Regions from separate parts of the Homo sapiens genome. Here region 2 is linked to region 1. The links are chromatin contacts, found by Hi-C or POLR2A ChIA-PET in ENCODE. All regions are on one chromosome and are shown on one strand. Each heading gives the region's core, a stretch centred on a gene start or an enhancer-like site at or near the end of the contact. The rest is flanking DNA. Distances are from core to core; before and after follow the strand shown. Region 1 holds the start of ERCC4 (ERCC excision repair 4, endonuclease catalytic subunit). Region 2 overlaps BFAR (bifunctional apoptosis regulator).

Region 1 (4,760 bases), core at 871-3,370:
TTAAATTTTATTTTGTTTTGATCAGCTTGGGACGTCATCTGATCAAACGGACTTAACACAAATTCATTATCTTCCAGTTCTGGGGGTCGGAAGTCCAAAATGGGTGGATAGAGCTGCAGTCCTCCCGGGAGCCCTAGGGGAGAATCCATTTCCTTGCCTTTTTCAGCTTGTAAGGGCTGCATTCCTTGGTTCAGTGCCCGTTCCACATCACTCTGAACTCGGCCTCCTGTCACATCTCTGAATCTGACCCTCCTACCTCTCTCTTTCTCTTATAAGCACATTTGTGATACATTGAGCCCACCTGGATAATCCATATAATCCCCCCATCTCAAGAACCTTAACATACTCACATCTGCAAACCCCCCTTTGCCACATAAAACAACCTACAGGCTCCAGGGATTAGGATATGAACATCTTTGGGAAGCCGATATTCTGCCTACCACCGCTTGGGAGTCAGGTTTGAATTTCAGCTTTGTCATTTCAATCTTCATTTCCTAAATATGTGTTGAGTACCCCCATATCACGTCCTGAAATAGATCTAAGAAATACACTAACTAGCTCCCGTGGCCTTGCCCAAGTTATATAACCTCCCTGCACCTCCATTTTTCTCACTGGCAGAACTGACGAGATTAATATCTGCCTCAGAGGAAACGCTGTATGTAAAGTGTCTGCCGGCAACCCTTTCCACTTAAACAGCATTCAGGAATTATATGCTATTTTCATCTTGACAAAATGTAAGCAAAATACCAGATTAAGCAGTAAAGAGGTAGAGGAACAGATCCTCTTGGAAACGGCTAGTGTGAATGTGAATTGGTATAGGCTTTCTAGAGGGCAATGTGGCAATGTGAATGGAATGAAAAGCCTTACAAATTTTTTTCTCTTTATCCCAGTGATTATTCATTTCTAGACGTGTATCTGAAGGCCACGGCTGAATTTACATACAAAGATGTTTAGTGAAATATTATTTATATTACTGGAAGGGAAAAAGCAGAAACAGACTAAATGTCCTCTAATAAGCAATTAGGTAAGTACACCCACATAATGGAAATCTCATCAGCCATATAAAAGGACTTTGTAAAAGAATATGAAACATCATGTTCAGAGGTTTGCCAAATGTTAATGACAAAGCTGGGGATTTAAATCAGGGATATTAATTATCTCGTGTCGGTAAAAGAACTCCGTGTGATGAGAGAATGTGTATATAGATAGAAAAAAAAGGACTAAATAAAATAGATTTCGTGATGTTAACAGTGGTTATTTCCAAGTAATGGAAACAAGTGATTTTCATTTTTGTTTACTTGTATTTTCTATTTTCTAATAACAAAGGTGGGGGGTTTCTATACAAAACAATTCCTCTACTAGTTCAACTATCAGGCATTTCTAGGTATAGAACAAACACTGCGGGAGGTGTCCCTCTAGTGGAAGGAGGGATTTTTAAAAATAGTTTATTGTATTGAAGTCTTTGGGAGGCAAACAGAGGTCTGAAGTCAGTAAATGATTCTGCTTATTCCACAGCCACTGCACTCCAGCCTGGGCAACATATCAACATCCTGTCTCGGGAAAGAAAAAAAAAATTAAAAGAAGGATGGGGAGTAATCGCAAAAGGAAGGGCCAAAAACCACCCTAGGAAACAGGTGCTACTAACTCTTGGCGCATTTGGAATATTGACCAGTAACTTTTTCAACTGTCGATGTCGGGGGATTAAGCTCCTTAGGCTTACTTCCCCTTCCCTTGCTTTTTGGCAGCTTGAGGCTAGGGTGCCAGGGGATGTGGAAACTCAAAAGAGACGTGAATGGAGCCTGATATCTGCAAGCTACACCGACAGGGGGCGCCAGCCCCTACAGGTGACTCCATGAATCTTCGGCTCCACTCGGCTCTTCTTCGGCTGAGTTCGGCCAACGCTTGCCTTCTCAGGCTCGGCTCTCTTCGGCTTTCTGAGAGCGCGCCTGTCGTGGCCTCGGCTCCTCTTCGGCTGCGTTCGGCCCACGATCATCTCAGTCTCAGCTCTCCTCGGCTACGTTCGGCTGGCTGCCGTCCTCTCGGACTCGGCTCTCTTCGGTTGAGTTCGGCCTACTCTCCACTAGGAGTCGGCTTCCTTCGGCTGCGTTCGGCTGCGACCCGGAAGAGCTTCCATGGAGTCAGGGCAGCCGGCTCGACGGATTGCCATGGCGCCGCTGCTGGAGTACGAGCGACAGCTGGTGCTGGAACTGCTCGACACTGACGGGCTAGTAGTGTGCGCCCGCGGGCTCGGCGCGGACCGGCTCCTCTACCACTTTCTCCAGCTGCACTGCCACCCAGCCTGCCTGGTGCTGGTGCTCAACACGCAGCCGGCCGAGGAGGTGCGGCCGCGCTGGCGCGGGAGTGAGGGGACTCCGAGAGTGTTGAGGGCCTCCTGAGCGGATGCGAGGCCTCTGACAGGGATGGAGGGGCTCTGAGGGGGATTCAGGCCCCTGACACTACGCGATGACACAGAGAAGGATGGCAGGGGTCCCCAGGGGGATGCAGGTCCCTCACACTGCGGGAACACAGACGTATGTAAGGGGTCGCTAGGAGGATACCGGTCGCTCACACCGTGCGGGGACACTGATAAGAATTGGAGGGGCCCCGAGAAGGCTGCAGGTCCCTGGCAGGAGTTGAAGAACACTAAGAGGAATGCCAGTCCCTGACACTGTGCGGGGACTCTGAGAGGGAAGGGAGGGGTCCCAAGAAGGATGCAAGTCTTTGACCAGAGTTCAAGAACACTAAGAGAAATGGGAGGGGTCCCCAGGGGATGCGGGTCCCTGACACTGTGCAGGCACAGTGAGAATGATGGAAGGGGTCCCGAGAAGGATGCAATTCCCTGACAACACTAAGAGGGATGGGAGGGGTCCCCAGAAGGATGCAGGTCCCTGACATGGGTGCAAGGGCACTGAAAGGTGAAGGGGCTCTGAGTGGTAGGAGAGGATCGGAGGTCGCTGCAGGGGAGGGGGAGATGTCGGAAGGAGGATCTGGATAGGAATAACGGGAGAGTCCTGAAGTTGGCCATTAAGGGAGTTTCTGGGGGCAGAAGGAAGGTCCCTGAAAGGGAACAGTGATGAGGATGGAAGATCTCTGAGGGTGATGGGGAGACATGAAAGGAGATGCTGAGGCGCTGGAAAAACCCCAATAGGGAAAAGGAGGGACCAGGAAATAGGACATTCACCAAGGCTGTGTTAAGAGGGCCATAGGGTCAGAAAGGGATTGGAGCTTGACGCTGAGGATGTTGGCAAAGGTTAACTACAGTTAAGGACAATGGAGAACACTGAGAAAGATGGAATGGGGCTACACATGGGTCTGAGGGGTGTTGAGAGGGGACACAGCTTGGTCGGACAAGTCTGATGATCCCCTAGATATATCAGGTGGCCGGGAGAAAAATGTCAGCTGAGAAGAGTGACCACAGTCTCTTTGAGGGCAGGGATCCTGTTTGATTCATCTAGGTATCCCCAGTGCTTGGCATAGGGCCTAAGGCAACACACAGGGCCTAGTAAAGATGGTTTTAAACTGGGGATATAAATAAACCAAGCCAAGGGACCCAGTGACATGAAGTCCCTCTAGGATAGATTAGCACAGAACTGATAGTCTAAAACATTGTCTGGGGAAAGGATTCCCTTGTTATCATCTCATAGAATGTGCTTGGCTACAAACCTGGCTTTGGTGGGAAGTATTTTCTAGGTAGCAGAAATCTTTTAATCCAGGCTTTTAAAAGTTTGAGGTTTTGTATGTGTGTGCATATGTTATTGTAGTTGAGTGCTGATAATGACTGAAGTGCAATTATTCCTTAGTGTAAACCCCAAAACAAGAAAACCTCATTAAATGTAGACTGGTTGGCTGAAGTTACTATAAAGAAGTAACTTAGTGTGTATATTCATTATTAAGTTCATTATCTCAGAGAAAGACAGCACATTATTTTAAATATCTGTGACCTATTAAAAACTGCCCTGTATTAAATAGCCTACTAATCAAGTTTGATTTGATTTAGGAGTATTTTATCAATCAGCTGAAGATAGAAGGAGTTGAACACCTCCCTCGCCGTGTAACAAATGAAATCACAAGCAACAGTCGCTATGAAGTTTACACACAAGGTGGTGTTATATTTGCGACAAGTAGGATACTTGTGGTTGACTTCTTGACTGATAGAATACCTTCAGATTTAATTACTGGTAAGAATTTGAAATCTTATTATTAGTATGTAAATTTGTACTTTTTTTTTTTTAAGTACAATTTCCATTTTATTTTTCTCCAGAGAATAGTCTGTCTTCAGTCTTGAAGGACTCAGCTCCCTACATCACCTTTGGTAGGGGTCGTGGGGCAGCACCCACAGGTCTAAATCTGGGTGGGGGTGTTCGGTCCTTGCAGGCTTCACAAGATCGATTCCTGACTACTTTGTTGTGAATTGCACAACTCACACAGTAATTTAGCTTCACATACATCTTGGGAAGCACATAGGCGTCGAAGATGCTCGCTTCAGAAATGTCCCTGACTGCTGTGGCCTCCACTGTGTTTTGAATGACGAATTTCTTAATGGCTTTATCCTTGGGCACACATCAGGCACAGTTCGTGCAGCAAATAGGCTGCACATGGCCGCAGCCCTTTTTGGCATGACCGTTGTCCTTTCTTTTCTTTGTCATCTTGGAGGCACGGACCGGAGAGGGTATTTTCTACATTTTTATTTTTGTCTGTCTCCTCTGCTGAACGCTCTACTAGAACCTTCTAGTGGGCACTACTGGATCCTTTTGTTCAAC
Region 2 (4,760 bases), core at 1,219-3,718, 740 kb after region 1:
ACTTACATGTTTTGGGGACCTTGAATTGTTGGAATATCACTGGAGGACAATTTGTCAATAACATTTCAGTTTAAACCGCATCTGCTCTTTAAGCCAGCATTTCACTCCTTTGCACTTGGAATGGAGGCAGCACAGCACGGTGGTCAAGAGTGAGGCTCTGGGCTGGTCACCGTGGCTCACAACTGTAATCCCAGCACTTTGGGAGGCCGAGGCGGGGGGATGACCTGAGGTCAGCAGTTTGAGACCAGCCTGGCCAACGTGGTGAAACCCCGTCTCTACTAAAATCACAAAAATTAGCTGGGAGTGGTGGCACACTCCTGTAGGTCCATTTACTTGGAGGCAGGAGAAATGCTTGAACCTGGGAGGTTGAGGCTGCGGTAGCCGAGATCACACCGCTGCATGGCAGCCTAGGGGACAGAGCAAGACTCCGTCCCAAAAAAAAAAGCAAAGAACAGAAACAAAAAGAGTAACGCTGTGGGCTGGGCATGGTGGTTCACAACTATAATGCTAGTACTTTGGAAGGCTGAGGTGGGAGGATTGCTTAGCTCAGGAGTTCAAGACTAGCCTGGGTAACATGGCAAGACCCCATCTCTACAAAAAGTACAGACACAAAAAAAATTAGTTGAGTGTGGTGATGCCAGCCATTTGCGAGGCTGAGGCTGCGCTAAACCATGATCGAACCACTGCACTCCAGCCTGGGCAAGAGAGTTGAGACCCTGTTTCAGAAAAAAAAAAAAAGGCCCTGGCACTAGCCTGCCTGGGCCAGCTCCTCCAAGACACACCACCTGTTGGAACACCAGCAAGTACCTGCACCTCTCCTTGCCTGTTTCCTCCTGGGTAAATAACCTTAGAGGGTCATTGTGAGACTCCAATGTTTGATTAACGGAAAGTTGTTAAACAAGTTATTCACGGCAGCATTGTTGGTAATTGCAGGGAGTAGAAAACAACCTAAGTGCCCCTCATTAGGAACAAGTTGAATAAACAAGGCACACCCATGTAGGCAGCCACCGGAAAAGGAGACAAAGACTTTGTGTTAATAAGGAACAAAGTCCTGTAATCCATAAGGAACAAAGTCCTGTAATCCCAGCACTTTGGGAGGCCGAGGCAGGCTGATCACTTGAGGCCAGGAGTTCCAGACCAGCCTGACCAACATGGTGAAACCCCATCTCTACTAAAAACACAAAAATTAGCCAGGTGTGGTGGTGCATGCCTATAATCCCAGCTACTCAGGAGGCTACGGCAGGAGAATTGCTTGAACTAAGGAGGTGGAGGTTGCAGTGAGCTGAGATGGTGCCACTGCACTCCAGCCTGGGTGACAGAGTGAGACACTGTCTCAAATGAAGAAAGAAATAAAAAATGCTTCTGTAATATGTGCGTGTATTACTTTAATAACTAGTTTCAAATATTGTAAAGAATGTGCGTGGAGCTCCTGAAATAGAATGTTTGTTATTTTTTGTGTTATTTGGTTTTTGTTTTTGTTTTGTTTTGTTTTGTTTTTTGAGAGGGTGTCTCGCTCTGTCGCCCAGGCTGGAGTGCAGTGGCGCGATCTCAGCTCACTGCAAGCTCTGCCTACTGGGTTCACGCCATTCTCCTGCCTCAGCCTCCCAAGTAGCTGGGACTACAGGCGCCCACCACCGTGCCCGGCTAATTTTTTTATTTTTTGGTAGAGACGAGCTTTCACCATGTTAACCAGGGTAGTCTGGATCTCCTGACCTTGTGATCCGCCTGCCTCGGCCTCCCAAAGTGCTGGGATTACAGGTGTGAGCCACCGCGCCTGACCTGTTTTTGTTTTTTTGAGACAGAGTCTCACTGTTTCCCAGACTGGAGTGCAGTGGTGCGACCTTAGCTCACTACAACCTCTGCCTTCCAGGTTCAAGCAATTCTCATATCTCACCCTCCAGAGTAGCTAGGAATACATGCAGGTGCCACCATGCCCAGCTAATTTTGTATTTTTAGTAGAGGCGGAGTTTTGCCATATTGGCCAGGCTAGTCTTGAACTCCTGACCTCAGGTGATCTGCCCGCCTCAGCCTCCCCAAAGTGCTGGGATTACAGGCGTGAGCCACTGCGCCCAGCCAAGCTGCCATATTTTTCATAGGTAAATATTTCAGCATTAATCTCTTAAAAAAAAATTTTTTTTTGAAATGGAGTCTCACCATGTTGCCCAGGCTGGTCTCAAATTCCTGGTCAAGTAATCCTCCCACCTCAACCTCCCAAGTAGCTGGGGCTACAGGCACAGGCTACTGAAGCAGCTACATTGCCTGGGGAACTGGGGTTTGTCATCTTGCACCAGGAAAATTTAGGACACAGACACACAAGAGTTGAGCAGAGGTTTAATAGGCAAAAGTAAGAGAAAGGAAAACAGCTCTGTCTCTAGCAAGAGAGAGGGGACTTCCAAGAGGAAAAGACTGGCAGGCAGCAGATGTGCTGGATTTTTTAGTCAGTTTTGAGGAGGCGGTGTCTGATTTACATAGGGCTCACAGATTGGTTCGATCAGGTATGATGTTTCCACAGTGCACAGGAAGGGTGGTCACCCCACCCTAATCTTATTATGCAAAGGAACTTTCTGTCCCCTTGGCTGGTGCTATCTTGTCTGCTCCTTACTGTACTGTACATGTGGCTGACAAAGAGAAGGGAAGATGGAGCTTCTGTCTTGAACATGATTGACATAACTGCCAGCATCTGTGTCTGCAGTTCCATTTTACAGGCTGCTGTTTGTTAGAAAGGAAAATGATTTGAGGCTGCTTTTCATTAAAAGGAAAACCTCCATCCTGGCTAACACAGTGAAACCCCATCTCTACTAAAATACAAAAAAAAATTAGCTGGGCGTGGTGGTGGGCGCCTGTAGTCCCAGCTACTGGGGAGGCTGAGGCAGGAGAGTGGCGTGAACCCGGGAGACGGAGCTTGCAGTGAGCCAAGATTGTGCCACTGCACTCCAGCCTGGGTGGCAGACCGAGACTCCATCTGAAAAAAAAAAAAGGAAAACCTTAATGAGGGCTCCCTTACCCTCACTATCTGCCTAAGTAACTTCTTCTTCACTCCTGTATCACTACCATGTCCTGCTTGAAAAGTAAGGACTTTTCAAAAGACAAAATTACAATATCACCATTGTACACCCCTCCACCAATTAATAGTAATTATGATTTTTTTTTTTTTTCTGAGATGGAGTTTTGCTCTTGTCATCCAGGCTGGAGTGCAATGGCGCGATCTCAGCTCACTGCAAACTCCACCTCCCAGGTTCGAGCGATTCCCCTGCCTCAGCCTCCTGAGTAGCTGGGACTACAGGTGTGCGCCTCCATGCCAAGCTAATTTTTTGTATTTTTAGTAGGGACGGGGTTTCACCGTGTTGGCCAGGCTGATCTCAAACTGCTGACCTCAGGTGATCCACCCGCCTCAGCCTCCCAAAGTGCTGGGATTATAGGCGTGAGCCACCATGCCCAGCCTGTAGTATGCAATTTGGTTTTTTTTGTTTTTTTTTGTTTTTTGTTTTTTTTTGAAACAGAGTCTCGCTCTGCCTCCAGGATGGAGTGCAGTGGCATGATCTTGGCTCACTGCAACCTCCACCTCCCAGGTTCAAGCGATTCTCCTGCCTCAGCCTCCCAAGTAGCTGGGACTACAGGTGCCCACCACCACACCGGCTAATTTTTTTTGTATTTTTAGTCGAGACAGGGTTTCACCATGTTGGTCAGGCTGGTCTCGAACTCCTGACCTCAGGCAATCTGCCTGCATCAGCCTCCCAAAGTGCTGGGATTACAGGCGTGAGCCACCATGTCCGGCCTCTATAGTATACTTCTTTTTTTTTTGAGATGGAGTCTCACTCTGTCGCCCAGGCTGGAGTGCAGTGGCGCAATCTCCACTCACTGCAAGCTCCGCCTCCTGGGTTCACACCATTCTCCTGCCTCAGCCTCCCCAGTAGCTGGGACTACAGGCACCCGCCACCATGCCCGGCTAATTTTTTGTATTTTTAGTAGAGACGGGATTTCACCGTTTTAGCCAGGCTGGTCTCAATCTCCTGACCTCAGGTGATCTGCCTGCCTCAGCTTCCCAAAGTGCTGGGATTACAGGCTGAGCCACCACGCCCGGTCTCTATAGTATACATTTCTAAAGAGAAAGAATCTTTTTAAAAATGCAATCATCATCACACTTTTTAAAAATCTAACAGTAAGTTATTCATAGCATCAGCTAAATTGAATGTTTTAACAGTTTTTATTGAGGTAAAATTGATATACACCTACTTAAAGTGTACGATGTGATAAGTTTTCACATATGCACACCCATGAAAGCATCACACGATGAAGATGGGGAACATCTCCGTCACTCCCAGAAGTTTCCTCCTGCCCCTGTTAAGCCTTCCCTCCCAGCCCTCCCAATTCCAACAAGGATGCAGTGATCTCCACTGGACACTGGGGATTTAATTTGCATTTCTCATTTAATTCACATTCACATGCTTATTTGCCATCCTTATATCTTCTGTGGTAAACTGCTCATTTTATTTTGATGCTACTAAGAATCAAATAAATTGAATCTTTTTTCTTTTTGAGATGGAGTTTTGCCCTTGTTGCCCACGCTGGATTTCAATGGCAAGATCTTGGCTCACTGCAACCTCTGCCTCCCGGGTTCAAGTGATTGTCCTGTCTCAGCCTCCCGAGTAGCTGGGATTACAGGCACATGCCACCAAGCCTAGCTAATTTTTGTATTTTTAGTAGACAGGGTTTCATCATATTGGTCAGGCTGGTCTCGAACTCCTGACCTCAGGTGATCC

The links. A loop is a pair of places that touch in the nucleus more often than their neighbours do. ChIA-PET counts read pairs that join two places held with the same protein, here RNA polymerase II (POLR2A). Pooled maps may share reads with other maps.
Region 2: a pooled map shows a loop between it and region 1 (2.3-fold over the local background). The contact joins the enhancer-like site here to the promoter of ERCC4 in region 1. A Hi-C loop is called at or near these places in 2 of 50 pooled maps. POLR2A ChIA-PET finds 5 or more read pairs at or near these places in 4 of 52 experiments (AG04450, MCF 10A, PC-9 and 1 more).

What each region holds. Positions count from the first base shown.
Region 1 is chr16:13,918,034-13,922,793 of GRCh38, forward strand. ERCC4 (ERCC excision repair 4, endonuclease catalytic subunit) reads left to right here and starts at 2,121. Exons shown (of 11, transcript NM_005236.3): 1 at 2,121-2,339; 2 at 3,998-4,178. The coding sequence starts at 2,133. The region is part of intron 1 of LOC105371093 (a long non-coding RNA gene); the gene reads right to left. It overlaps LOC124903647 (a long non-coding RNA gene), which reads right to left and starts at 2,045. Exons shown (of 2, transcript XR_007065001.1): 1 at 1,646-2,045; 2 at 1,432-1,550. It also overlaps the pseudogene RPS26P52. RefSeq lists enhancers at 1,705-1,754, 1,965-2,324, 2,365-2,574.
Region 2 is chr16:14,655,768-14,660,527 of GRCh38, forward strand. The region is part of intron 5 of BFAR (bifunctional apoptosis regulator); the gene reads left to right. Among named protein-coding and RNA genes, the nearest start is that of BFAR, 25 kb to the left of the region's middle. Within about 2 kb of position 2,469, at least 4 of the 41 ENCODE cell types and tissues checked have a DNase peak (open chromatin) inside an H3K27ac peak, as active enhancers do.